2 separate regions of the Homo sapiens genome follow, and region 1 is linked to region 2. A link is an interaction called in ENCODE POLR2A ChIA-PET data of the cell type or tissue named here. Cell type or tissue: endothelial cell of umbilical vein. All regions are shown on one strand. Links, peaks and the distances in the headings refer to the core of each region. The heading gives the core; the rest is flanking DNA. Region 1 has its middle 160 kb from the start of LINC00603. Region 2 has its middle 220 kb from the start of PTGER4.

Region 1 (15,436 bases), core at 4,464-12,463, 570 kb before region 2:
TAAGCCACTAAGTTTGTGGTAATGGGTTATGCACCAATAGAAAACTGATGAATAGGGTTTGCACATACTCGTTTTAGTAGATGCCACAACAGTTTTTCAAAGTACCAATTTGTATTCTTACCAGCAGTGTACGAGTGTTCCACTTGCTCTATATCCTTGTTATCCCTTGTTTTGTCAGTTTTTCACATTTTACTGTTTTAGTGGGTTCATGCTGCATTGCATTATAGTTCTTTGTTCTGTCCTTTACTGTTTGTATGTCCTTAGAGCCATCTTTTCAGCAGCCTAAGTCACTCATTTCCCATCAGCGATGTGGGCATAAGAAAAATGTGAAAGCGCCTCGCACAGTTCCCAGAAGAGTAAATTTCATTTAAAATTTGAGATACAGGATTTTCAGTCTAAACACTTTCTTTAACTAACATTTATGTATTTAGAGACAAAGAACACAGTATATTCTGAAGGCCCAAAGTAACTCAGCAGGACCATTAAAATTAAATTCACTGAAGAGACAAAAGAAATGTTGCATTGGTTACTTTTAGAGAATGAAAGGAAGTGAATCCATTTAATCTTGTTCTTTAAACTGGAAATTTGTGCCTCTTTAATCTAATTATTTTCTCTGTAAAATCAATTTGTGTTGCCTTTAGTGTAGTCATAGACTATAAAGAATCTAGTGTAAACTTGCCTGATTAAATCTCTAAGAATTAATCATCAATGAAATAAAACTAAAAATGTAATGTAGCATTCAAATTTTCATGTAGAGACAAGACAATACAAAATTTCAATAAATGATAACACCCACTTCTGAAATTTAGCACCCCCCTAACACACACACGGAGCTCAAAAATAAAAATAAAAATAAAAGCAGATCATGAGCCAGAGACAAGGAGTCTGTGGGAAAGGCTCCATTTCTATCACCTAGAGATGATGAAACAGTATTTTTTTGCTGTGACCGTTAAGTCAAATTTTAGCAATTGATCATTCAAAGGAAGTAGTAATGATTATTTATTATTTAATGTAACTAGTTACTGATGAAATGATAGCATTTGTCTTTTCATAATGTGACTAGTTGATGGTAAAATGATAGCATTTTTCTTTTCATAAATCAAAAGCTGTAACATTAGAAATGTTAAAAAAAACCTATTGCTATTTCATTCAACTTATTTCACTGTTCTTTGTTTTGTGTGCTTTATTTTTTTCAACGTAACATGTACCTAAAGAGATAGTGGATACTTTTTAATTATCTAGTATACATTATGTAAAACTTCCATAGGGACTCTGAAGGAAAACTCTGTATTTATTTTAAATTTAATACCATTGAACATTGGTGTTTTTATCTTTTCTTTGAAAATTTTCTTATTCACTGGTACCATTCTCAGTCATTATATTGCTTCATCTATTTTTTAGAGCTTATTCCAGGAATTACAAAATACATAATTTTTTAACAGTCTATTTATAATCAATATTTTACCACCTAATTTGAATGTAGAAGTGTTACTACTATAAAGTCCCATTAAGATGTCTCCTTTTTTCTACGATTGTCTTAAATATTATACCTACAGACATTGAAACTCCCATCTGAGATTAGTATATTTTATGTTTTAACTATCAAACATATTTTAAATAATCCAAAGTGTATTATAGTGTATTATATATACCCAGAATAGTGTATTATATATACCCAGATATTTTCCCTTTCTGCTCCTCTTTCTTGATTTCTGATGTTCAAAATTTCTTTCGGTTATCATTTCCCGCTGTCTGAAGAGTTTTAGCAATTCTTTCAAAGCAGTTCTGCTGCCATTAACTACTATTAGTTTTTCTTAATCAGAGATGTCTTTATTTTAATTCCAAAAGGATATTTTCACTGATATAAAATTCTGAGTTGACAGTTTTTTGTGTGTTTTTTTCTTTTTTTTGGTCAGGACTTTAAAGACGTTGTGCCACTTCATGCTGGTACAACACAGATTGGGGGTGAGTGTAAGAGTTCATAAACACATTTAAGAGGTGACCTTCCTGAGCTCCTACTTTTTTTTTTTTTTTTTTATCTACCAGGAACTTTCCAGTTCTGTGGGCTGCCCTTTTCAGACTTCTGGCTAGAAATTGCCCATTGCACCATGTTCAAGGTCAAGCGGTAGCAGGACAGAGAGAGAAGTGAAAAACAAATACGAGTTTCATGACACCATCTTGGAGCCAGCTTGATTGAATAGAGAGAAAGGTACTCCAAGTTTTGGCTACTGCTGCTTTCTCATTCCTGGAAGATCTTGCACTACAGTTTTCCCCTAAGGTAATGGAGAAAAAGAAAAGGAAAAAAATCCAAGAAATTTTCCCCATTATCTCTGAGTTTTGAGAGTTCCCTTTTCTGTTTCTTGAGTTAAAACTAGAGGGTTTCTTCTACATCTCTCTGTCTGCACCACGGTGCTTATTTCTGGGTTTTGGATCATGCTGTTTCCTGGCCAGGACATAACAAAGGAAGAAAAATGTAGCAAGCTCACTGTTGGTTTAGTAGTACTTTGGTTGGTTTAGTAGTACTTTGAACTCTGGTATTCTTCCCAATCTGTCTTCTTATATTTACTTCTTAGAATTCTCAAATAGCTGCATGAGCATTTTTTTTCAGGTATTATAATTGAATTCAGTGTAAGATAAAGGGATGTTGACTTTATCTATCTTTCCCAGAACTAGAAGTTTATCATTTACATTTTCATTTTACTTATGGTATCTTCCTCTGTACAAACTTTGTTGTTGTTTTGAGGAAGTTGAATATTTTATTATTTGTTTCTTATTTTGCTGCAAGGCTATTTATTCACTGTATAAAAATGGCACCAGCAAATGCAGTATGTTGCAAAATTAAGATTGGATTGTTTTCCATCTGACATTGTACAACTAACTCCCAATTATTTCCAGTGGAAAGGTCATTCAGTATTTTGATCCAAATCTATGGATGGATGTCAGCAAGTTATAATATAATATAAGGCTTAAGATAATAATGTTATCCTTGAATTACATAATTTCTATAACTAGTTTTCACCACCAATAATTACATGAATTCTCAATACTAGACCCTAGTCTAAACACCATAGGGTATTTTGAAAAAGATGCATATTGTGTTTATCCACAATCATTGGAAAGTTAAGGTGTATTTTCTTTCACCAGCAGTGTTGAGAGTAGTTTCTTTTCCCATCACATTGCCAAAAGTTGCTATTTAAAGTCTTCTATCCACCATTACTTTAATTCAACTATGCTGGATGAAGTTATCTCATACTGGTTTGTTTAGGAATTCCACTTTCAGTCTTCATTAGATTTTGTGTATTTCTCATACACTTCACTCGTTAGTCCATCTAGTTCTGAAGGGTTACTTAGTGTCATCTTGATCAGTCAGCCACTTTCATAAGATTCGTTGGTAAGTCCTGGATTTTCTACAAAAGGTTCATTAATTTCAGTTACTTCTCCTCATAGAGGAGAATAGAGTTCACTAGCAGTTTTCACACTTCCCAAACACCAAACTCATCTTGTTTGTTCAATTTTGTCCCAACTTCACAGAGACTCTAGTAACATCTCCCAAAGCTTCCTGTGCAAAATTGCTGATTTCCACTGTTCCAATACCATTTTCTGTTGTTATCCATTTATACTTCTCTATGAATTTACATACCAACAGCAGAGAAGGTCTGTGCACAGGCCCATACTGTGGCAGTCTCAGCAGCCAGGGCCTCACTGGGCAGGGCCTACGGTAAAAAGAAGACTCACAGGCTGCAAGTTGCAGGCCAAGGTGCTCATGCTTTGTGCTGCTTCCTCAGTATCCACAGGGGATTTGTCCCAGGACCCTCCTGAGATACCAAAAATTTGTGGATGCTCAAGTTCTTATATAAAACGGGTTGTATTGGTATAACCTATGCGATCCTTTTGTGTACTTTGAATCATCTCTAGATTATGTATAATATCTAATACAGTGTAAATGCTATGTAAATATTTGTTATACTGCATTTTTATTTGTATTATGTTTATTCGTTTCTTTTTTAGTATTTTCAATTCATGATTGGTTGAATCTACAGATGCAGAATCCATAGATATGGAAGACCAACTGTACATGTATCTTTGCCTTTTGTAAATGGTATCATCGATAGGAAGGATGTTTCCAATCAACATTGCAAAACATGTTCTCTTTTATTTTCTCTCAATTCATTTATAAATTTTAAAATATATGTATCTTTAATATACTTATATTTTTCTATTGATATGTTTTTTCTTCTTTAATATCATAATATTTTAAGTTGCTGTAATGGATATTTCTTATTTTGAACCATCTTTGCATTCTTTGGGATAGACTGTTTCTGTCTAGATAAACTATTCATTCAATATATTACTTCTTAATGATTTTTACCTGTTTAATGATTTAATTATTATTTATAACCCTTGCTTATTTATAAGTTATGTAGGTTTATAGCTTCTTTTTATTTATGCTATCCTTATTCTATTTTAGCATCAGAATTGTGCTAGACTGATAGAGTGACTTGGAAAACAGTTCATTTTCTTCTTATTATTATTATCAGCATTCTGACCAGTTTAATACATTGTATATGTCTATGTTTGGCATTAGTAAGTATTCAACAAATATGTGTTCATGGACAAAAGAATGGGTGAATTAATTAATAAATTAATCCATCCACTTTTAAATTATCTTGGCAAATATATTCACTGGAACTATGGTTATTTTTCCAGGTTCATACATTCTATCAAGTACTATAATTGGTATTAGATTTTAGAGAAATAAAAGGTATTTATCAGCCTTCAAAGATGCTATGGACTGAATGTTTGCATTCTCCCCAAAAATTCTTCTCGAAATCCTAACCCCCAAGGTAATAGTATTAAGAGGTGGGGTCTTTTGGAGGTAAGTATGTCATGTAGATGGAAGCCTAGTGAATAGGATTAGTGACGTTATAAAAAGACAAGAGACACCTTGCTTTTTTTTCTCTTTTCTCTGCCATGATCAATTACAAAAAAAAAAAAAAAATGACCATCCTGATCTCAGATTACCAGCCTCTAGAAATGTGAGAAATAAATTTCAGTTGTTTATGCTACCCAGTCTATGGTATTCTGTTTTGACACCCCAAACTGACTAAGATAAAGAGTTTCAGTACCCTGTTAAGGATACCAAAATCGTGTCCAGCAAACATATATATATATATACATATGTCACTAAGAAGCAATAAAGTAATTAACACAACTGGCACAATAATGAAATAAAAATATATTCTCATATCACAAGCACAGTTCTTAATATGTATTCTCTATAAATTTTATTTCTTTTAAATGAGTTTCATCTGATCCCTGACTTTTATTATGCGAATAGAACTAGGTTATCTTAGAAAACAAACTTGACACAATAATTATAATAATATAAGAATTACAAATACAGAAATTATCTATTAAGAAAATATAAAGGGAAACATCATTTTCCAATAAAATATCAATTATACTATTCTAATTATCACTAACATGAATGTGAACTAGCTAGCATGATTTGTATTAGGACTTTTATACCGTATTAGCAAACAAAAAATAAATAAGAATAACACGAAAATAATTTGAGAACTATTAACAGATGGGTTTCACATATGAAAGCAATTTTATGTCTGTGACTATGAGAAAATACAAAGAAAAGTTATTATAAGCATTCTCCAAGATTTATATTAAATCTAAATGAAAAACTTCTGGTAGCCTTAATAAAGTTTTCAGCATTTTTATAAAAGCTAATTTAATATTTTTCTAATTTTTGTATGAATCCTTTTTATTTCTTCTTAGAAATCAATTAACTTCTCCAGCAGACAGGGAAAATGGAGCACTTTATTAATATCCAGACAAATAGTAACAAAATAACAAAATCGAGTTATAACTCCAAAATTAACTTTAAACTATGTTTAATAATGGTCACCAGAAGTAGCAAATAGTGCATGGATGTGCAGTCCTTCTCTAACTGTTAAATTTCCCCTCAAAAAGAGATGGTCAGGTTCAATCTGTGTGGTGTGCCAAAAGCCCATTGCCTCAACATATTTCTCAAGTCACTAAAGAAGTAACTTCTTTTAGAGGTATGTCTTTAAAAGGATACTGTGCCATCAATGCTGCCAAGTAAAGTTGAACTGATCCTCTGATAAAAACTATTAATTGAGATGCTCAAGACTGTGTCTTACAACTGTCCAGCTACCAAGACCTCAACATCCTTTGAGAGAAATAAGTACCGGAAATTTTAGAGAGGCAATGCTGGAAATGATTGTTCATGAGTCTCCCTTGGGAGCAGCAGGTAGTCTGGCCAAAGAGTCATGATTGCTTAGATTCCTCTGGCTTTCTCTGCCATAAGAGAATGAATCATCTTTGACATCTTGGGCAAGGGGACAGATTGTAGGCATTCACTGAAATAATTATTTTCTGTAAGAAAATGAGTAGGGTTAGAGACGTGATTCTAGCATCAGCTGAAGTTTAAAGATCATCCCTGTAAACCTGCTCTGGCTTTCAGTTTTCATAGATGATGTTTCCTTTTCCCAGGAAGGAGATACATGTTGGCAACATCTAAACTTGTCTTGTTTAATCTAATATCACTCAATTCATTTAGAGGCTTAGTCCTAGACTTTCCTCTCTTTGGTTTGTTTTTATTGTATTTCTGGAGAAATGCAGCTCAAAGTGCTCTTGTGAAACTCGGTAAAATTTTGCTTAGTTTTAAACCTACACCCCAGATACAGGATGTACTAGAGATGGTTCTGGCTCTAACAAGAACACTGTGCCTACCACAAAGATTTGATTCCTACCTACATAGTGCCTTGTGATGATTCCTGTATTTTTGCCTTAAATGGAATTTATGGAGAAGACATTTTTGAGATGCAGTCTTAGAGATTAGTGAAGATTTAACTAAAACATTGATACTACATGGTCTAAATGAGGCAGAGAGAGCATTTTAGATGTGATTCCGGTGAGTATTTAATTCTTCAATTATTCTGCTTATTGTTTGTTAAGTAAATTCACTTTTATTCATAAAGTTCTTGCATGTAGATAGCCCTCTACTTTACAAACAGTTGTTTTTAATCTGCTAAAGTCTGAAATAAGATATGATAAAATGTATTAAGATTGTATAAACTAAGAGCAACTAGGTTTTGAGTGAAAATTTGAGGAAGTGTCCAAGAAACAATATATATGTGTGTAAATGCTTAATCTTTGGCATGTAATTAGGGTATTTTCCTTTCTTGTTTATTCTTAGTAAACCAGCAACTTTATCAACCCGGATAAGAAAAGTTCCAGGAAGTTCAAAGTATCAATGAATTGGATTATTCTATTGATATTTCACTTTTCATGTGTATTTTTCTAATCTCCCAATTGTGTTTTAGTTCCATTGAGCTGGAACTTTTTCTTGCATCCTGGATAGCTCATTCCCAATAGGTCAACTCCAAATAGACTCTGAAAGTTCAGCAAATATGTGAAAACAAATCTACAAGTTTCATGTCTAGAAAATAAAACCTCATTTTAAACATTCAGAGTGGACAATGAATATCTAAATGTTGTCATGCAGTGATTAATCTTCAGCTTGTCCAAATGCCTCAAGCCGGAGTTTTATTTTTGTATCAGGCAGAAACAAAAAAGGCTGACATTGACAGTGAGTCAGCTTAACTTCCCCCTCTTCCTTTTGTTAGTAAACATGTGCTCACACACTCATAAGTATAGGTACTAATTTATTCCTTAAAGCTATGAGAAAATAAAATCAGTTTCTAACTTCTTAAATTTGAGGTTATTAATCAGAACTCATTTTTATAAGTCCTTTGCTTAATTGCCCACCTAAAATGCAATTTCAAACCATTTTTAAGAAAGAGTTTTGTCACTCCACTGAAAGTCAGATTTCAAATATCACACTCCTGAAACAGAGAAGCTCTGCAGCTCTAGAATTTGGTGTGAAATTTCCAGGTCTCCTACTCTGTCAACCCAATTCATCTTCTTTTTCTTTTAAGACACATCAGTTATCTCAGGCCCTCTCTTCTCACTCACATTGTACCTCTATATCCCCTAAACACCCAGGTAAAGAATGAGAATTTCAGTTCATCTTGTGAGTTGTTTATGTAAAATCCTTTTTTTTTTTTTTTTTTGAGACAGGGTCTCACTCTGTCACCCAGGCTGGAGTGCAGTGGTGCAAACACATTGAACCATGTTCAGTGGCTGAACCTCCTGGGCTCAGGCTATCCTCCCGCCTCAGCCTCCCCAGTAGCTGAGACCACAGGCAGACACCACCATGCCCACCTAATTTTGTTTACTTTTTGTAGAGATGAGGTCTCACTATGTTGCCCACATTGGTCGCGCACTCCTGGGCCCAAGCAATCATCCCATCTCAGCCTCCCAAAGTGTTGGAATTACAAGTGTGAGCCACCACACCCAGCCAAAAAATGTTTTACATAAAATCATAACATACTTTTTTCAAAGTGGATGTTATCTTTTGAAATGTTACTGTGATTTTTCAGAAAAACAAAATGTCTAGATAATAGCCAGAATTGTTTACTTCTTCTCTGGGCCTCTTGACTCACCTATCCACATGACACAGGCCCTAATATCTAGCCCCAAATATTCCCTTATATTCACTATCTAAAGAAATTTATAGCTGTAAGTAAACATAGACATTGAAACTTTGGTGTAAAGGAACCCATAAAAGTTCAAGTGAATGATAAGTGAATTCCTTATAGAACAGCAACATCTGAAATTGTGTAGAGGTATACAGAGATAATAAGAACTAAGACAATATGCATCGGGCATGGTGGCTCACGCCTTTAATCCCAGCTCTTTGGGAGACCAAGGCAGGCAGATGAGGTCAGGAGTTCAAGACCAGCCTGGCCAACATGGTGAAATGCTGACTCTACTAAAAATACAAAAATTAGCTGGGCATGGTGGCAGGCACCTGTAATCCCAGCTACATGGGAGGCTGAGACAGGAGAATTGTTTGAACCCAGGAGGCGGAGGTTGCAGTGAGCCAAGATCGAGCCATTGTACTGTAGTCTGGGCAACAAGAGTGAAACTCCATCTCAAAAAAAAAAAAAAGAATTAAGGTAATATGATTCTTCCATCCTTCTCTGAGAAAAATTTGGCAAGATCTTTCTCCGACTCTCTTCAGGTTGACCTGTGTTCAGGAACATGTAAAGATGCTGTATTAGACAAGCATGAAAAATTAAACCAACTCACAAAAGAAAGACATAGAGCCTCCAAGAAAGAATAAAATATCCATTGAAGGTGGAAAATAGATTTGTGGGTGAAGATATGGAAGAGCCTTTCATGTCGTGTTTAGGGGGAAATGAAAAGAAAAATCAAAAGGGAAAAAAGAGAGTAAAAACAAACAGATTTATAAGCAGCTTTTATTCTGTGTGTCATTTTTAGAGTAGAGTTGCAGAAAAGAATTTAAAAGTTTTGTTGTGTGTTATGAACATAAACTTGATTTGCCTTTTCAAGAGCTTCTACTTTAATACACTCCTGTCAAGAACTTTCTTCAAATTGCTCATGATGAATAGAATAGTGTGATGTTTACCAGCACAGGCTCTGAAGCCAAAGTTCCTTGTATAAATCCTGGGTTTTTCCTAATTGTATAATCTTGAGCAAGTTACTTAACGCCTCTTCCTCAGTCAATTCATCTGTAAAATTCATTTGTAAAATAGAAGTAACAATAGTTTCTACTTTATAGGGGTTGAGAAATTAGTGAAATCATATTTAAAACATATTTAGAAGAGCCCTAAGCATATAATAAGGGATCAAAAATACCAATAATTGGCATTTATATTTCTTTTGAAATCTAACATTGTGTGAGATGGATGGTTGAGTAGAATCAAGTCTTACATAACTTATAAATAACTCAAGGTAAAAATACTTTTTTCGGAGTAATTAAATTCGCTGAAATGGAGTCATCTGTTAGAATACTTTTTCTTCTTTTTAAAAATACTATTCCAGAAGTGTTTTTGTTTTGTTTTTTGTGTTTTGTGTTTTTTGTTTGTTTGTTTGTTTTTGAGATGGAATTTTGCTCTTGTTGCCCAGGCTGGAGTGCAATGGCGGATCTTGGCTCACTGCAACCTCTGCCTCCCAGGTTCAAGGAATTCTCCTATCTCAGCCTCCTGAGCAGCTGGAATTACAGGTGTCCTGTACCTGTAATTCCAACTACCTGGCTAATTTTTTGTATTTTTAGTAGAGGCGGGGTTTCACCATGTTGGCCAGGCTGGTCACAAACCCAGAAGTACTTTTGAAAGCCAACTTTCATTTTAGAAGTTCTTTAATTTCAATTATTCACTCATCTGTATTTACTTATCTGAAAGTTACTCTGATCAAGAACCAAATGGTGAATTTGTAAATTGGATGTTAACAACTCAACCCAATTGACATGTCAAAATAAAAGACCTCCACATAACACAGAGCATCCTATTTTTAAATGAGAAAATTGAGACCAAGGAGATTAAATGACCCTGGTTTAAACTGAGATAACTAACTGTTGTCACATTAGCACAATGTGTGATAACTAATTTTGGAGATAGGTCAGGAAACTAGATTCACAGAATGATTAGAAGCTAGAGGGCCCTCAGATTAGGCAAGCATTCAAACATCAGTAATACTCAAGCACAAGAGAGTGGGGAGATGCAATGGGTCAGAAACAGGCAAGAAATCCAAACAGCAAATACAGAGACACCTGCAACAGAGAGAACTAGAAATTAAACAATCCTGCTCCATGTAGAAATCTCTTGAAGTGGTTCGAGAGAGGAAGGTGGTATCCAAGGAGAGTGCAGGCCCTGATAGAGGAGACACTAAGGGGACATGGAGAGAGGCTCAAGGAAGGATGGGAAACTAGAGAATCGGGTGATGGTCTGAAGCTGTGGGTGTTTACCTGAAAAATTCTTGGTGGTAAATCAATATTTGGAAATTTGGGGGGAAATTGATTAGAGTGCAGACTGCCACTCACAACTAACTGAGCCAGTTCTCCCTTAGCCACTTGTCACCCGTCCTTTGCTTTCCCATATAAATTTACTCTAGATTGTTGGAGACATGCCAGTAATTTCTATTAATATCTACTAGAGACTCATGTGAGAAGTGGGATATTAATTTAAATAGAGCAAATTAGAATACCGTAGACTAAAATTCCTCTCTTTACATCATCTCTCTAGAAAGCTCTTATCAGGAGAAATAAGACTTAAAGGACCAGAATTTCTAAAAGCTTTAGTATCATGTTTGTTTTGTTTTGTTTTGTTTTGTTTTGAGACGGGGTCTCACTCTGTCATCAGGCTGGAGTGCAGTGGCGTGATTTCGGCTCACTGGAACCTCCAACTCCCTGGTTCAAGGGATTCTCCTGCTTCAGCCTCCAGAATAGCTGAGATTACAGGCACATGCCACAATTCCCAGCTAATTTTTTGTATTTTTAGTAGAGACAGGTTTTCACCATTTTGGTCAGGATGGTCTCAATCTCCTGACCTTGTGATCCACCCACCTCAGCCTCCCAAAGTGTTGGGATTACAGGCCTGAGCCACCGCACCCGGCCAGTACCTTGTTTTATATGCTCAAACAGGAGCAGTGAAACAGATTATCTTTTATTGGGTCTTCAGAGTTGACAAACACTCAGTATTTACTTTTGACAGGGAATTTTAACTGCTGTTCAAATGGCTCTAGAGTGCAATGGGAAAGAGAAAAACCGCACTAGTTTTCCTTTTCTCACAAGGCACATGAAGTACACTTCAGGCTACCACGGGTATTGGGCTATCACGAAGACTCAAGAGTTAGATAAGAATTGTAGTAACCCCAACCTTTCCCATTTTAGTGAACTTCAATGGGCTATTTGTACAATAGTTTACTGCTGAAGATAATTCACAGCCCATATAATTCTACTTAAAGTCCATCTTTCAGTCTCTGTGGAATTATGACTTTGTTGTTTGGCTTTAATTTGCTGCTAGTGAAGGAAGGTTAATGACATGGTATACATTCTTTGCAGATGTAACTATTTTGCCCTGACAGAAGATGTACAGCAAAAGTTCATCAGAGCAAAAACAAAACCTATCAGAAAAAGCACTGAGGAAAGATTTTCTGAAGAGAGGTTTTCTACCTAAATAGGCTAAAGATTTCATTAAAATAGATAATGGAATTAATTCCTCTAGTTGTAGTTTTCTTTCTGAAAGACTGAGATAAATTTATCTAATTCTTTACAATGATAACCACCATATAAGTAATAATCGCAATTTTCAAATCAGTTAGTAGAAAGTTTAGGCATAGACCAGAACCTTTGACTCCATTTACAAGATAAAGAGACTTTGAGTCTTCGTCACACTTGCATGGCCCATAGAGCATGGCACAAGGTCCCTACTCTTTCATTTTCCAGCTGGCATTTTCTAGGCCAAGACTCATGCACATTTAGATTATCCTCAAAGACTAGTACTGAAAATTGCCTAGCCTTGTGAAAAAGAAATTTAAAAGTGTTCGAATCTACAGCCATGGAAAGGAATGCAGAAAATGTCAAAAAACAACTTTTTTCCTTCTGCTCTCAGAAGAGAGTGTGTTTCTCTGTTTATAATGAAGAGATGAGTATGGGATGGTACTACTGAATACATTTGATTTCAGCATCTTGAAATTACAGAAACCAACTCCCTCAACTATTGCCAAATTCTAGAGGCTTCTTCCAACTCTTAATTGTAGTATGTATTTAGTTTTTATAAGACTAGTAATATGAAAATTATGTCAAAATTGTTATTATGTGCATTCCATGTAAAAGGTATGATGTCTGTCTTTTTGACTTTTGTATGCTCAATCCTTAACAGAGTACCTGGAATATAGTCAGTATTCCATGTATATTTAATTCCCCAATAAATAATGAAAGTCATAGATGACTTATTTATTTACAACATTCAAAATGGATTATTTACATAGCACTTTATGTTTTAAAATGTGCTTTTTATAGATGCTCAAATTTATGCTTTATTCAAAAATTCCAATAGGGCATGCCTGTTCCCTGAAACCTCCATGAGACCCAGTGACACAGCAAGAAACACAGGTTGAAAGTATATAGTGGGGACTTAGCAAGAATTTCCTTATTCCTTAAAGTAGAGTGGATCCTTGAATATTGAAGTTCCACATCCCCTTCATACTCATCAGTCCCTGCAAGCTTTCATTTAAAACAGTATAAACCATGGTTAGGAATCCTCTGAACTGGTAGGTTTCCACTCTACCTGGTGAGCTCCTCAAATTCTGGGCATGTTCTTGGGAGAAATAAAGGGAGGTGAGAAAAAGCCATATCTATTCATGTGTGTCTTTGATCTGGAGTATATTTTTGACTGCGTGTTTCTTGTTAGGTTATCAACCAAAGAGGAAATGACCATGTGTCCAAGTTATCATTCCAACCAATTCTCATACCTAAATTTGCTTTTGAGGTCTGGCCTGGTTCAATGCCCAAAGTATTCTAATGTGGATGGCTTTCTATTTTGACTTAATTTCAAGTTATTTCTTTAGGGGATCTTCAGGGCAACAAAGTTTTGTTTATTTGTTACAAAGAGTTCTTGAATTATCATTAGCAAATATTTGTGGTGCATCTATTATGAACAAGTCAACTGAATTCATATGTTGATGTCCTAACCCCCCAGTATCTAGGAATGTGGTTGTGGTAGGAAGTAAGGTCTTTGCAGATGTAATTAAATAAAAATGAGGTCATTAGAGTGGGTACTAATCCAACATGAATGGTGTATTTATAAGAAGAAGAACATGTGGACACAGAAGCACCGAAGGAAGACAATGTGAAAGGCACAGGGAGAAAACAGTCATTGACAAGCCAAAGAAAAAGGCCTGAAGTAGAGCCTTCCTTGATGACTCTCAGAAGAAACCAACCCTTTGGCACCTTTATCTTGGACTTCTAGATTCCACAACTGTGAAAAAATAATCTCTGTTGTTTTAACCACCAAGTCGGGGGCATTTTGTTATGGCAGCCCTAGCAAACTAATACAATAACAACACCACTTTACTTATTACTCTCCTTGACTAAGATCTTACACTTAGTTCTACATCCTTGGATACAAGATGAAACTGAAATAAAATTTAGGCCACTTAGCAATTTAAATACAGAATATACAATGCAATAACTTATATTTCCAGTAGCATCCTTCTGGTAATATGAAAGGGCTATTTTTTTCCATTAACAATCAGAAAATGATTTACAGAATGATTTTATTCTTGTGTGCAAAAAATGCCTAGTGCATTTCTGGCATATAAATATGACTCTGTAAATATTAGTTTATTTTCCCTCTTGTTTCTGTACTACATGATTTTCCAAAATGGCAAGAACCTGGGAAGAATGAAGTAGCTGATAAAATTTATCTCGAAGCTCTTTTTCATGTCAGTAATTCTATCTTTCACTTTGGTAAACCCTTTCCAAATAACCAATGTTCTTACATTTACTTACCAAGTCGTAGGTCTAACCACTGAGATGTCAGAATTCCTAAGCCACATTTTCCACTTTCTCTTTTCTGTCAATCAGATGTTTTATGTCCCACTGTCCGTTTTTTTCAGGAATATGCTCTGCTACCTTATGTGATAAATTTTGCGTACTACAGAAGCTATATTTGCTCCTCCATGCTTGTTGCCTCAGTCTCTAGGTAATTATAATTTAACGCATATGTTGTAAATTTAATGCAGTGCAAAAAATAACTTACTCTAGTTTTAGCTATAATGGCAAAAACATATTTTTAAGTGAACTGAATATTTGCTGTTTATAAAATCACATGCACATTCAGTTAAAATTTTTCTGAGTAATAATACATATGTACTAGATACAGCATTGTAATGTCCATTTCACATGTGTATTATAATCTCTGTTTTACAAGTAAGTGACCTGCTCTAAACCACATAGTTGGTAAATAATGAAACTGACATTCCAATTTTCTGATTCAGATTCATTATTATTATTATTATTATTACTATTATACTCTATTATGTCTCATTTTGGCATCCCAATGTATTTGTAAATATTAGCACAAGTGAAGACAAAAAGAAAGAAAACATTAAAACCAAGTATTTCTTTTTTCTCTATCCAATTCCCTGCTCTGCACTTGTGTCTCCAGGGAAAAACACAAAAATTGATCGAAACCTTAAGAATGTGGCAAGTTAATAGCACACATAAAAATGCCTACAGTTGTAAACAACAAGTCCTGGGTACTCCTTTAGAGTAAACTCTATATAAAATGAATAAGTGACATAATATCTGGATAGCATCCTGAAAACAGAGATACCTAATTTTAAATGCATTTAGTGAAATAAATCTCATATATTTACATCTTAGCACTTTGCTGTCTTGGAAGAATAAGAAACACTTCAAAATGCTGTGTGTCTAAAGAATAAGAGAAATTGTGTACACCGAATTTTCCTCTCAGCACAACAGTGTTAAATTTTCTAGATGTCATCCTGAAAGAAGTAAAAATAATTA
Region 2 (15,436 bases), core at 4,784-12,783:
AAACATATGTATAGACAATATATCACAAATGATTGTGTGAATATGTTTACTATATTTGCCCAGCCAGATCATTTCATGGCTGTCTACAAATGTTATATAGGAAAATAACATAATTTATTATAAATCCTGGCCCTTCTAAAAGTGGGTTATGCTCATTAGGTGCGATGTTTATGTAAATACAAGTTTCTAGAGAGCAGAAATTCTGTCTTTTGAATAATTTGTGCCTACTCTAATCCCACGCATATCTAGGCACTTAACATTATTCAATGAGACATAATAATATAATAATGCCATCTTATTGATATTCATCTATTTTTTACACCAACGCTTTTTCAGCTACTTGTTAGACAATTTCAATGAGAACATTTTTGTAAATTCAAAACCTGAAAGAAAAGCTCAATTCAACTTATCTAATGTTGGGATATTTCTATATGTTGAATAATATGTTAAGTGCTATTGAGCTTACAAACGCAATATACGATATTTTATCTGCCCTCAAGGAGCTTAATAGATTGTTGAAAATACAGAACAAACACAGAGACCAGTTGGAAAACAACACAAACTAGTATAATCAAATGTTAAATGTGAGATAAAAACAATAAATTCCTGAGAATTCAGAACAAAGATACATCTCCATGAGTAAAATAAATTGAGATAGGTTTCAGGGAAGAGATCAGACAAGAGCTGGCATTTAAAAAATAATAAAAAGAGAAATTTAGAAATCTTAGAACATAATCCAAAGAAAGAAATGGAATTAGTAAAACCAGGCAGGCATGGACCTCATGCATAAGGGAGGGTAACGAAAATGACTGGAAGAAACAGGCTTTATTCCAGCAAAAGAAAGTACCAAGTTACAGGGTCAATAGGTAACAAAGGACTATAATGGGAATGACTGTGAGGATTATGTGATAAAAACAAATAAATACGACTTGAAATGGACTCTAATCCTCAGCATGTAAAATGTCACAAAACACCTTTTTGTTTAATGCCAAGAAAACTCGTTGTGGAAATTCCATTTTTTAACACACTGTTAGTTTTCAATTAAGACTAATTGAAGGGGTAAAAAAATTACTCACGAGCTTTTTCCTATAACTTGTGCCTGTCTTTGGTGTCTAAAACATCCTTCTCAGACCAAGTGCCAGAATCTTTGGAAAGGAACATAATATGCCTAATTGGAAAAGGCTCTGCACGCACCCTGCTTCAGAAGAGAACCATAGCAGAAGGGCTTTGGAAGACCACATAATGGGTCTTTAATCAACAACACACTGCAGGACCGATATATTTTCCTTGCCCAATGTGCCTGACATTTAAATGCACAGAGTAGGTCTCTTCCCCCATATCCTGCTATTCTCACAAAACGTATGACTTGAGTTTTATTCTAACTTGCTGCAAAGAAACAAAATATCTCAACCAGAAGCAAGCAACTGAAGTTAATTATTGTGACACATGGAAACATAATAAAACCAGGTGTCAAAAAAAATACAGAAACGTCGTAGGTTTATAGCCTATGTTAACCTTCTGTGGCATAGATTCTGGCATTATCTTCTGGTATTACTATATTCCTTTAAAGATTTTGTAAGTGGAAAGAAAAATTGATCCTTAGATTGAAAGGTCATCAGATAGTAATAGACAGACAAGCTCATCTTATTATGTAATGAATGGATATTTTATTAATTCTACATTTTAGTAAAGCATTCATAGCTTTTGTTTTTATCTTTGTTTATTGTTATGAGCTCAGAACATTCTGGGTTGAAGTATATTTACTAATGCAGGGAAATAAAAATTTGCAACATGACACATACTGTGGATACCCAGAAAGTACCACATCTTGATTTGGTGACCACCAGCACAGCCAACAAATGGTCCTGGTAGATACTAGAGACCAAAGAAACAGGACTGCTACAGTTTGAATGTCCCCTCCAAAACTTATGATGAAATTTGTCATTGGAACAGAATTATGAGGTGGGGCTTTTAAGAAGTAATTAGGTCTTGGAGGGAGGTCCACTTTCATGAATAGATTAATGCCATTATCATGGGAGTGGGTGAGTTATCACGGGAGTGGCTTTGTTCTAAAGTTGAGCTCCCACTCACCTGCACTTTCTTGCCCTTCACCGTATTTCATTGCAGCAAAAACGTCCTCATCATATGCTGAGCAGATGCCAGTACCATGCTCTTGGACTTCCCAGCTTTCAGAACTGTGAGCCAAATATATCACTTTTTAAATAAATTACCTAGCCTATGGTATTCTAGTATAGCAGTAGAAAATAAACTACAATGGTTTGAATGTTTGTCCCCTCTGAAACTTATGTTAAAACATAACACCCAATGTGGCAGTATTGAGAGGTGAGGCCTTTAAGAGGTGACTAGGATGCTAGGGTTCTGTCCTTATGAATGGATTAACACACTTATGGATTAATAGACTCATGGATTAATAGACTAATGTGTTAATAGATTAATGGATTATCATGGGACTGAGACTGGTGACTTTATAAGAGAAAGAAACTCTACAGAGAGTACCCAACTATAAGAAAGACCTCACCAGAAGTGGGCCCCTGACCTTGAACTTTCGAGCCTCCAGAAATGTTTTTTAAATAAATTATTCAAATAAAATATTTTTTAATAAATTACCCAGTTTCAAGTATTCTGTTATAAGCAACCAAAAATGGTCTAACACAGAAAATTGACACTGGGAGTAGGACATTGTTAATAATGAACATGTGAAAACGGGGATGTCACTTTGCAACTGGATAATGGGTAGAGGCTGGAACAATTTGAAGCAGCTGGTTAGTAAATGCTCAGATTCTGGTGAGGGCTTGGAAGACAAGACCAGGGAAAGTTTTAAACACTTTAGAGAATGGTTAAGTGGTCATGATCAGAATGTTGATAGAAATGTGGTCAGCAGGAAACATTGTGATGAAGTTTTAGGAGAAACTGAGGAAAAAGATATTGGAAAGTCAAGTAAAGGCCATTCTTGTTATAAATTGTCAAAGCACTTAGCTGGACTCTGTCTGTGACTGAGGTCTTTGTGGAAGTCCAAACTTGAGAAAGATGTACTAGAATATCTGGCACAAAAAAAAATTAAGTAAGGTATAGAAGGCATTCATAGTTACCTTTGGCCATTTACACTGAGATACAAGAGCAAAGTAATAATTTAAAGACAGAATTAATAGTTAAAAAGGAAGCAGAGCAGAAAAATTTGGAAAACCATTTGACCACAAAAAGAATGAAAAAAATGTTTTCAGGAGAGAAACGGAGTGTAGCTGATGGACCACTTTCTAAGGAGATTAGCAGAGACAGAAGGCAGCCATGTGCTATTTGTCAAGACAATGGAAGAAATACCCCCAAAGATATTGCCCAGATATTTGAAGATGCCACTCCCATCACAGGCTTAGGAGAGCAGAATGGTGTCAAGGAACAGCCCCAGAGTACACAGATTCACTTGTCAGGGCCATTTTGGGACTCTGCTACCCACACCCCAGCACAGCAGTTCTGCAGCTGCCTTAGCCATGGCTCAAGAAGCCTCAGGTGCAGCTCATGCTGCAGCTCCAGAAGGTACAAGTTATAAATTTTGACAACATCCATGTGGTACTAATTCTGCAGGCTTGCAGAAAGCAAGAGCTATGGAAGATTGACAACTTCCACCCAAATTTCAAAAGATGTTGCTGAAAGCCTAGAGACCCAGGCAGAGCTACTGTAAAGATCCCTGGTATAATAAAGCAGAGGAGAAATGTGAAGTTGGAGCTGCCACCAAGAGTCCCTGTTAGAGTAATGCCTAAGGAACTCAGGACTACCACTGAGATCTCAGAATTATGGAACCACCAGCAGCATGAAACATCTACCAAAGGAAGCCTTAGGCAAAGGACTTTATTCTGCATAAGCAGTCACGTGGGCTGCACCAAGCAAAGCCCATAGGACTGCCTAAGGCCTTGGGGGCCCAAACCCCATCCCAGTGTGTCCAGAAGGTGACACATGGAGTCAAAAGAAATCATTCCTCAGCTTAAAGATTTAATGTCTGTCCTACTCAGTTTCTAACATGCTTGAGCTTGTTACTCATTTCTCTTTGCCTATTCCTCCCTGTTAAAATAGAAGTGTCTGTCTTATGCCTGAACCACTACTGTATGTTGGAAGTTAATAACTAGTCTTAATTAGCCGGGTGCAGTGGCAGGTGCTTGTAATCCCAGCTATTCGGGAGGCTGAGGCAGGAGAATCGCTTGAACTCGGAGGGCAGAGTTTGCAGTGAGCTGAGATCGCGCCACTGCACTCCAGCCTGGCGACAGTGAGATTCCGTCTCAAAAAAAAAAAAAAAAAAAAACTAGTCTTGATTTCACAGGCTCACAGATGGGATTCTGAACTTTGGACTTTTGAGTTGGGGCTAGTATTAGTTAAGACTTTGGGGTTAACTTTGGAAAGTTTGGAAGGGGTGATTGTTCCACTCAATGGAAGGACATAAGAAACAGGAAAAAGCAAGGAAATGTAACTCTACTAAAGGAAAACTTTTTAGTAACAAACCCCAATAAAAGGAAAATTAATGGAGAACCAGAAAAGGAATTCAAAATTATGATCTTAAGGAAACTGAATGAGGTATAAAAAATACAGTTAGACAATTCAACAAAATCAGGAAAAAACATATGCATGAGAAATTCAACAAAAAGACAGATATAAAAAAGAAAAAAAACAAATCATGCAACTAAAGAATTCAATGAATGAAATAAAAAAACAACACAGAGCTTCAACAGCAGATTTGATCAAACAGAAGAATCTCTGAACTTGAAGGCAGGTCATTTGAAATTATTTGGTTAGAAAAAATAAGAATGGAAAATAGCTCTTAAAAGATTGTAAACTTATGAGACACCATTAAGTAGACAAATATTCATTATAGACATTCCAGAATGAAAAAAAATGGAAAAAATGCATAGAAAACCTATTTAATAAAATAATAGCTGAAAATTTCCCAAATCTGGAGACAGATATAAACATCCAGATCCAGGAAGTCCAAAGATCCCAAACTATATTTCAATCAGAAAGGTACTGTCCAAGGTAAAAAATAGTCAAAATATCAAAAGTCAAAGACAAAAAGAATTCTAAAACAAGAGAAAAGCACCAAGTCACATATAAAGGAATATTCATTAGACTCACATTAGGTTTCTCTTCAGAAACCTTACAGGTCAGGAGAGAATAAAATGATATATTCAAAGTACTGAAAGAAGAAATTGACAGTCAAGAATACTATACTCAACAAAGCTATTTCTTAGACTGAGGGAGGAATAAAGCCATTCCCAGACAAGCAAAAGTATAAGGAAATCTATCACTAGACTGACTTTACAAAAAATGCTGAAAAGAGTCCTGCATCTGGAGACAAAAAGGTGATAATCACAATCATGAAAACATGCAAAAATATATAACTCATTGATAGGGCAGATAAACAAAGAAGAAATAAAAAAAAGTTCATACCATTCAAATAATCTATAGATTCAATGTAGTGCCTATCAAAATGCCAATAATATTCTTCACAGAAATAGAAAAAAAAATCCTAAAATTTGTAGAGAACCACAGAAGACCCCAAATAAATCAAAGGATTGTGAGCAAAAAGAACAAAGCTGGAAGCATCACACTACCCAACTTCAAAATGTACTACAAATCTTTAGTAACCAAAACTGCATGGTACCAGCATAAAAACAGACACATAGACCAAAGGAACAAAATAGACAACCTAGAAATCAATCCACATATTTACAGCCAACTCAATTTTGACACAGGCACAAAGAACATTCAGTGCAGAAAAGACAGTCTATTCAATAAGTGATACTGGAAAAACTGGATATCCTTATGCAGAAAAACGAAACTAGACCTCTATCCTTCACCATATACAAAACTCAAATCAAAATGGTTTAATACTTAAATTCAAGACCTGAAGCTATGAAAGTACCAGAAGAAAACATGGGAAAACAATTCAGAACATTAATCTGCAAAAAGATTTCTTGTATAAGAGCTAAAATGCACAGGTAACAAAATCAAACATAGACAAATGGGATTACATCAAGCTAAAAAGTTTCTGTACAGCAAAGGGTGCAATCAACAGAGTGAAGAGACAACATACAAAATGGAAGAAAACACTTGCAAACTATCCTTCCAACAAGAGGTTCATGACTATAATATATTAGCAATTCAAATAACTCAATATCAAAAGAACAAATAATCCAATTTAAAAATGGGTAAAAGACTTAGAGATTTTTCAAAAGCAGACATAAAACGACCAACAAACATATGGAAAAAATGCTCAACATCACTAATCATCAGAGAAATGCAAATCAAAACCACAATGAGTTATCACTTCACTCCAGTTAGAATGACTATTATCAAAAAGCCAAAAAAAAAAAAAAAAAAGCTAGCAAGGATTTAGAGAGAGGGGAACTCTTATGCACTGCTGGTAGAAATGTAAATTAGTACAGCCACTATGGAAAACAACATAGAGGTTCCTCAAAAAACTAAAAATATATCTACTATATGATCCAGCAATCCCACTGCTGGAATATATCCAAAATAAAGAACATTGGTATGTTGAAGAGATATCTGCATGTCCATATTTATTGCAGCACTATTCACAATAACCAAGACATAAAATAACCTCAGTGTCTATCAATCTATGAATATGGAATATATACATGATAAAATATTTTTAAATGATAAAAAGAATGAAATTCTGTCACAGCAAAATGAATGGAACTGGAAATTATTATTTTAAGTGAAATGTGCCAAGGAAAGAAAGAAAAATATTTCATGTTCTCATTCATATATGGGAGCTAAAAAAGTTGATCTCATGGAGGTAGAGAGTAGAATGATAGTTACCAGAGGCTGGGAAGGCTCGTGGAAGGGGTAAAGAGAGGCTGGTTAATGGGTTAAAAACACAGTTAGATAGAAAAAAGAAGTTCTAGTTATCAATAGCACAGCAAGGTGACTATAGGTAATAATAATTTACTGTATATTTCAAAGTAGCTAGAACAGAATATTTGCAATGTTCCCAATACAAAGAAATGATAAATGCTTGAGGTTATAAATATCTTAATTATCTTTGATTACTACACATTGCATGTATCAAAATTATCACATGTACCCCATAAATATGTACAATTATTATGTGTCATTTTTTAAAACCTTGGGGCTATAAGAATAGAATTAATGTATTTGTGAGAAGAACATACGTTTTGGAGAGCCAGGGGGAGAATTACATAGATTTAATAGTTGTTCCTTCTGAAACCCATGTTGAAATGTAATCCCCAGTGTGGCAGTTTAGGGAGGTGGGACCTTTAAGAGGTGATTGGATTGACAGGGCTTTTCTCTGATGAATGGATTAATCTACTCATCGCTTAACTGATTGATGGGTTAAAAGATTAATGGGTAAGCATGGGAGTGGAACTGGGGGCTTTATAAGAAGAAGAGGAGCCTGAGATAGCAAGCTCAGCCCATTGCCCTGTGATCCCCTGCAGCACCTCAGGACTGCAGTGTCCTCACGGATGAGAAGACTCACATAAGAATCAATCTCTCACCCCTGGACTTCCCAGCCTCCAGAACTGTAAGAAATGTGTTTTGTTGTTATTGTTGTTGTTGTTATTGTTTTACTAAATTACCCAGTTTCAGGTATCCTGCTACGAGCAACAGATATCTGACTAAGACAGAAACTAAGACAAGAACTTTCTTCATACTTATTTTTTAGGTGGCCTGGAGAGTCAGATTTTATTTAAAAAGAGAAAATAATGGAGTTTTGAACCACATTTCCTTGATTCTAAAATACAATCTGTCAATTTTAATGTTTCTAAAATCAGGATACCTCTTTCATTGGGCATGTACCTTTGATATAGAAACTTTTCTTCTGAAGATATTATTAAATAGATAATATATCTTAAAATTTATTGTACCTTATAATTGAGTATAACAGTATGAAAAAATGATATGGGAATATTTGTGGTGATTTGTGAATACGCAGGACAGTTCATGGTAAGATTGATGAGCATACACTGTGGCTTCATTCCCACCTCCACCCTTTAAATACAAGCCTTCAAATAAGGAATTCCTGACAATACCTCCACACAGCCATGTGTTTATGATGAGATCCATCTCACACGTGAAGGATGGTGCATAAAAATATAAAATGATTTGAGCAATGCCAAGTATTGAAAAGCCAGAAGTATAACGTAGTGTTCTGACTTCATCTTACAGTAAGTAATTACCTTTTCCACCCCTACCTCCCATTTGTGTAATCAATTATCAACCTACCTTATGGCAAACAATGTAAAACATTTTCCCTCTTGTTTCAGTAAAGATAGAAATTCATGGAAGCAAATTTCAGGTCAACTGCTTGTATCATATTAGGAAACAGAATGCTGTTTTAAAAAAGGAGCATAATTCAGAGAGAAAAAGCAAGTATCACGATGGAAGGATTTGGGTTTTAACCCTGGCTTCTTCACCTGGGTTTATATAAGTGATTTAATTTTTCCTCGAATTCTTTTGACTGTCCCCAGCTAATAACATCCGAAAGAGAATAATAAAATACTGACTCACTTCCCAGAGATATTTTAACCAGAGATGAGTAATATTTTCAAAGGTTTTTCACTGCTACTCTTAAAGCGTATTTCAAAATCAAAATAGCATAATTTTCTTCAAGCTCTTGCTTCTACAAAAGCATAATGCTCTTGTGTTTAATAGCTTAATCAGAGACAAAACTAAATTTGAGAAGATGGGGAAAGAAGAATAGAGTATGTAGTAAAGAAAATAGCTGCAGAAGCCAGATTTGTAAGCTCAAATAAATAATCTATTGTCAACCATGAGCTACTTCAAGCAGTAAGCTTCCCTTCAAATATAAAACTTCTTAACTACCCCTCACAGTGCACCTGGAATGTCAGTGATGGTAGAGTTCACAGATTCAAAGCTTAGTAGCTGCCTAGATCTGAAAAACAAGGCTTTCATCTTTAAGAATGTTCCAATAATTGTTTTTGAGAAGCTCAGAGTGAAGGGCAAATAGCTACAAACAACGGGCAGTTACCTTGTGATCACATTGAAGCCATTAACGTAAATAAATATTCTTTCCCTGAGGAAACACGTGGAGAACAATCATGATTGGGTTGTCTTCATAAAGGGAAAAAGCCCTAATTGTAAATCGAGTAGCTATCAGTAGATCAATATCAGATTCAATCATGGAAACACTTCTGAATTCAAGTGGAAGTAACCTTGACAAAAATCAAGCCTATTTGATGTGAAGGGAAAAATTTGAAAGCTCACAGCACACATAAATGCTCTTTCTTCTTAATTACCAGTGTTTCCAGAAGTACATTTGGTCTAGTTAGCATAACTTACCTGGAATTGCTAAACTACCCTACTGGATACATGTCAGCTTCCCAGAAGAGTCCCTACCTGATAATATGATATGATATAAAATTAAAGTTTATTGTTTGAGGCAGCTTTATGGTTTTCCAGTAGTACTTCCCTCATCAACCAGAGGAAACGCTCCTTGAAGTAATATTGCTGGAGACTTCCTCTGCATAACAAGAATCTTGGCTTCCACCAAGTCCCCTTATCTTAACCTAAGCACTTCTTTCTGCTGATTTCAACTCTTTAGGCAAAACTTAACTCTTTCAACCAATTGCCAGTCAGGAAATCTTTGAATCCATCTGTGACCTGAAAGGCCCCACTTCATCCCACCTTTCCAGACTGAACCAATGTACACCTTACATGAATTGATGATGTCTGCCTGTAACTTCTGCCCCCTCTAAAATGTATAAAATCAAGCTGTGACCCAACCACCTTGGGCGCTTGTTCTCAGGGCCTCCTGAGGCTGTGTTATGGGCATGTATATAACCTTGGTAAAATAAACTTCAAATTTGGGGAAAAAAAGTGTCTACAGAAGTAAAAAAGTCTGCCTGCTCTATCTCAAATGTATCTCTCTCTCTCTCCCTCTCTCTTTCTCTCTCTCTCTCTCTCACACACACACATTCATGCCTTCTCACACTTGATGATTAACAAAGATTGATAGACTCAATCAATAGTACTATTTCCCTAATAAATATAGGAGATTTTTTTCTCTATTTTATCACAAAATAACTCAAAAAATAGTGAAAAAAAATTATGAAAGGAATGAAGATGTTACACTAGAAACCACTTAATGCAAAAGAAAGTGGTAAAGCAGAAAAACAGGAACATAAAAGACATGAGACAAAGAAAATGAAGCATAAAATAGCAAATGTAAACCCAGTTATATGAACAATTGAATGAAATGTGAATGAATTAAAGAACTCAAAATCAGAGATTATTAGACTATATAAAAACAAGATCCAACTACATGCTATCTACAGAAGAACCTTGTCTAGGTTCAAAGACAAAATGTTAGAAGTAAAAGGATGTAAAATATATATATTGTGCAAACAGCAAACACAAGAAAGCTGGAGTAGTTACACTAATATTATTCCAAACAGACTTTAGAACAAAAATTAATTACTCAAAATAAAGATAGACATTTTATAATAATAAAATGGTCCATCCAGGAGAAAGTTATGAAATTGATAAACATACAGACATTTAACAACAGAGCTTCAAATTATATAAAGCAAAAGCTGATAAAATCAAGGAGAAATTAGGTGATTCAACAATAATAGCTATTTCTTTCTAGAAAAGTAGAAAAACTAGAGAGAAGATTTTAAAATAAATGGAAAATTTGAACATTATAAGAAACTAGACCTAACAAACATCTATAGAATGCTGTAAAGAACAGCAGCAGAATACACATTTTTTCTAAGCACACACAGAAATTTCTTCAGAATTCACCGTATGTTAGATGATAAAGCAAGTCTTGATAAACTTAAATGACTGAAATTATGCAAAATGCACACACCAACCATAATAGCATGTGATTAGAAACCAATAGCAAAAAGAAATTTGGAAAACTTGTGAATATGAGGAAATTAACATCTTTCTGAATAGTCAGTGGCTCAAAGTTAAAAATCACAATAGAAATTTTAAAATCTTTGAGATGAATGAAAATAAAAGCATGACATCAAAATTTATGGGACACTGCTAACGCAGGACTTAGAGAAAAATTTATAGATGGAAATGCCTATATTTAAAAAGTGGGACAATCTCAAAATCAGTAACCAAACCTTCACCTTAAAGCACTGAAAACAGAACAAGTCGAGCCCATTTAAGCAGAAGGAAGAAAATAATAAACTTTTGACTGGAAATTAAGGGGAACAGAAAAGCAAAAGAGAAAATAAATAAAACCAAAAATTTGTCCTCTGAAAGGATTAGAAAATATTGACAAACTTTTAGCTATACTGACTAAGAAAAAATAAGAGAAGACCCAAACTACTAAAATAAAAAATGAAAGAGGAAACATCATTGTCAACCTCACAAAATTTAAAAGAATTATAAAGAAATACTCTCAACTAATGACAACAAATTAAATAATTTAAGTCAAATGGACACAATTTTAGAAGTAAAACTGTCTCAGGAAAAAAAGAATTCTGAATGGACCTATAAAAAGTAAGGAAATTACATTAATAATTTTAAAACTTCCATAATGAAAACCTAAACACATATGGATTCACAGTTGAATTCTACTATTTAAAGAAGAATTAATATCAATTTTTTACAAATTGTTACAAAAAGGGAAAGGAAATATTTCCCAAATAATACTATATGTCCAGTGTTATCCTAATAACAAAACCAGACAAAAACATTACAAGAAAAGAAAAACACAGATCAATATATCCTATGTATATAAACTCAGAAATCTTCAACAAAATGCTGTCATATCAAATCCAGCAACATATAAAAAGGATTATACACCATGATCAAGAGAATTTATCCCCAGAATGAAAGATTAGTTTAACATACTTCTTATCAATAAAATAAAGAACAAACTTACATGACCATCTTAGTAAATGCAGAAAAAGCATTTGACAAAATTTAACCTACTTTCCCTTTTAAAAAACTCAACACACTGAATAGAAGAAACCTCATCAACCTCCTAAAAGGCATCTATGAAGAAAACACACACACACACACAGTACTGGAGGCTTTAACTAGGGAAAATAGGCAAGCAAAAGAAATAAAAGGCATTTAAATTGGAAAGGAAGAAGTAAATCTCTGCAGATGGAATGGTCTTACATGTAGAAAATCCTAAGAAATCCATTAAAGAACTATTGTAGCTAATGCATAAGCTGATAACTCTCCATGGTATGAGATCAAGATACAAAAATCAAAGTATTTCTATACATTAACAATGAACAATCAAAAATGAAGTTAACCATTCCAATTACAATAATAATAAACATAATACAATATTTAGGATAAACTTTAAAAAAGTTTAAAACTTATACTCTGAAAATCCCAAAACACTATTGAAAGAAAAATTTTAAAGATCTAAATAAATGTGAAAGATCTAAATAAATGAATGGAAAGGCTTAACAATCTTTGAGATGGTAATGCTTCCCAAAATGTTCTACAAAATAAATGCAATCTCAGTCAAAATCTCAGCTGATATTTTGCAGAAATGTATAAGCATGTAATCAAATTCATATGCAAATTCAAGGAATCCAGTATAGCCAAGACAATTTTGTTTGGTTTTTTTTTTGGTTTTTTTATTATTTTATTATTATTATACTTTAAGTTTTAGGGTACATGTGCACAATGTGCAGGTTAGTTACATATGTATACATGTGCCATGCTGGTGTGCTGCACCCATTAACTCGTCATTTAGCATTAGATGTATCTCCTAATGCTATCCCTCCCCCCTACCCCCACCCCACAACAGTCCCCAGAGTGTGTTGTTCCCCTTCCTGTGTCCATGTGTTCTCATTGTTCAACTCCCACCTATGAGTGAGAACATGTGGTGTTTGGTTTTTTGTCCTTGCGATAGTTTACTGAGAATGATGGTTTCCAATTTCATCCATGTCCCTACAAAGGACATGAACTCATCCTTTTTTATGGCTGCATAGTATTCCATGGTGTATATGTGCCACATTTTCTTAATCCAGTCTATCATTGTTGGACATTTGGGTTGGTTCAAAGTCTTTGCTATTGTGAATAGTGCCGCAATAAACATATGTGTGCATGTGTCTTTATAGCAGCATGATTTATAGTCCTTTGGGTATATACCCAGTAATGGGATGGCTGGGTCAAATGGTGTTTCTGGTTCTAGCTCCTTGAGGAATCGCCACACTGTCTTCCACAATGGTTGAACTAATTCACACTCCCACCAACAGTGTAAAAGTGTTCCTATTTCTCCACATCCTCTCCAGCACCTGTTGTTTCCTGACTTTTTAATGATCGCCATCCTAACTGCTGTGAGATGGTATCTCATTGCGGTTTTGATTTGCATTTCTCTGATGGCCAGTGATGATGAGCCTTTTTTCATGTGTCTTTTGGCTGCATAGATGTCTTCTTTTGAGAAGTGTCTGTTCATATCCTTCACCCACTTTTTGATGGGGTTGTTTGTTTTTTTCTTGTAAATTTGTTTGAGTTCATTGTAGATTCTGGATATTAGCCCTTTGTCAGATGAGTAGGTTGCAAAAATTTACTCCCATTCTGTAGGTTGTCTGTTCACTCTGATGGTAGTTTCTTTTGCTGTGCAGGAGCTCTTTAGTTTAATTAGATTCCATTGGTCAATTTAGGCTTTTGTTGCCATTGCTTTTGGTGCTTTTAGACATGAAGTCCTTGCCCATGCCTATGTCCTGAATGGTATTGCCTAGGTTTTCTTCTAGGGTTTTTATGGTTTTAGGTCTAACATTTCAGTCTTTATCCCTCTTGAATTAATTTTTGTATAAGGTGTAGGGAAAGGATCCAGTTTCAGCTTTCTACATATGTCTAGCCAGTTTCCCCAACACCACTTATTAAGTAGAAAATCCTTTCCCCATTTCTTGTTTTTGTCAGGTTTGTCAAATATCAGATAGTTGTAGATGTGTGATGTTATTTCGGAGGCCTCTATTCTGTCCATTGGTGTATATATCTGTTTTAGTGCCAGTACTATGATGTTCGGTTACTGTAGTCTTGTGGTAAAGTTTGAAGTCAGGTAGTGTGATGCCTCCAGCTTTGTTCTTTTTGCTTAGGATTGTCTTGGCAACGTGGGCTCTTTTTTGGTTCCATATGAACTTTAAAGCAGTTTTTTCCAATTCTGTGAAGAAAGTGAATGGTAGCTTGATGGGGATGGCATTGAATCTATAAATTACCTTGGGCAGTATGGCCATTTTCATGATACTAACTCTTCCTGTTCAAGACCATGGAATGTTCATCCATTTCTTTGTGTCCTCTTTTATGTCATTGAGCAGTGGTTTGTAGTTCTCCTTGAAGAGGTCCCTCACATCCCTTGTAAGTTGGATTCGTAGGTATTTTATTCCCTTTGTAGCAATTGTAAATGAGAGATTACTCATGATTTGGCTGTTTGTCTGTTATTGGTGTATAGGAATGCTTGTGATTTTTGCACATCGATTTTCTATCCTGAGACCTTTGCTGAAGTTGCTTATCAGCTTAAGGAGATTTTGGGCTGAAACAATGGGGTTTTCTAAATATACAATCATGTCATCTGCAAACAGGGACAATTTGACTTCCTCTTTTCCTAGTTGAATACCCTTTATTTCTTTCTCTTGCCTGATTGCCTTGGCCAGAATTTCCAACACTATGTTGAATAGGAGTGGTGAGACAGGGCATCCTTGTCCTGTGCTGGCTTTCAAAGGGAATGCTTCCAGTTTTTGCCCATACAATATGATATTGGCTGTGGGATTGTCATAAATAGCTCTTATTATTTTGAGATACGTTCCATCAATACTTAGTTTATTGAGACTTTTTAACATGAAGGGCTGTTGAATTTTGTCAAAGGCCTTTTCTGCATCTATTGAGATATCGTGTGGTTTTTGTCATTGGTTCTGTTTATGTGGTGGTTAACATTTATTGATTTGCATATGTTGAATCAGCCTTGCATCCCAGAGATGAGGCCGACTTGATCGTGGTGGATAAGCTTTTTGATGTGCTGCTGGATTCGGTTTGCCAGTATTTTACTGAGGATTTTTGCATTGATGTTCATCAGGGATATTGGTCTAAAATTCTCTTTTTTTGTTGTGTCTCTGCCAGGTTTTGGCATCAGGATGATGCTGACCTCATAAAATGAGTTAGGGAGGATTCCCTCTTTTTCTATTGATCAGAGTAGTTTCAGAAGGAATGGTACCAGCTCCTCCTTGTACCTCTGGTAGAATTCGGCTGCGAATCCATCTGGTCCTGGACTTTTTTTGGTTGTTAGGCTATCAATTATTGCCTCAATTTCAGAGCCTGTTATTGATCTACTCAAAGAGTCAACTTCTTCCCGGTTTGGTCTTGGGAGGGTGTACGTGTACAGGAATTTATCCATTTCTTCTAGGTTTTCTAGTTCATTTGCATAGAGGTGTTTATAGTATTCTCT

The links. ChIA-PET counts read pairs that join two places held together with the same protein. Peaks named below come from ENCODE experiments on the same cell type or tissue, not always from the same donor. Only the 100,000 strongest peaks of a DNase experiment are listed, where the experiment ranks them.
Region 1: POLR2A ChIA-PET joins it to region 2 with 5 read pairs; 1 of 35 experiments calls an interaction of 5 or more read pairs at or near these places.

What each region holds. Positions count from the first base shown.
Region 1 is chr5:39,885,298-39,900,733 of GRCh38, forward strand. It overlaps the pseudogene GCSHP1. Among named protein-coding and RNA genes, the nearest start is that of LINC00603, 160 kb to the right of the region's middle. In endothelial cell of umbilical vein, for the core only: no CTCF peak of the experiment used is centred there; a DNase peak (open chromatin) is centred at 7,614.
Region 2 is chr5:40,456,111-40,471,546 of GRCh38, forward strand. No RefSeq gene overlaps it. Among named protein-coding and RNA genes, the nearest start is that of PTGER4, 220 kb to the right of the region's middle. In endothelial cell of umbilical vein, for the core only: no CTCF peak of the experiment used is centred there; DNase peaks (open chromatin) are centred at 8,671 and 9,491.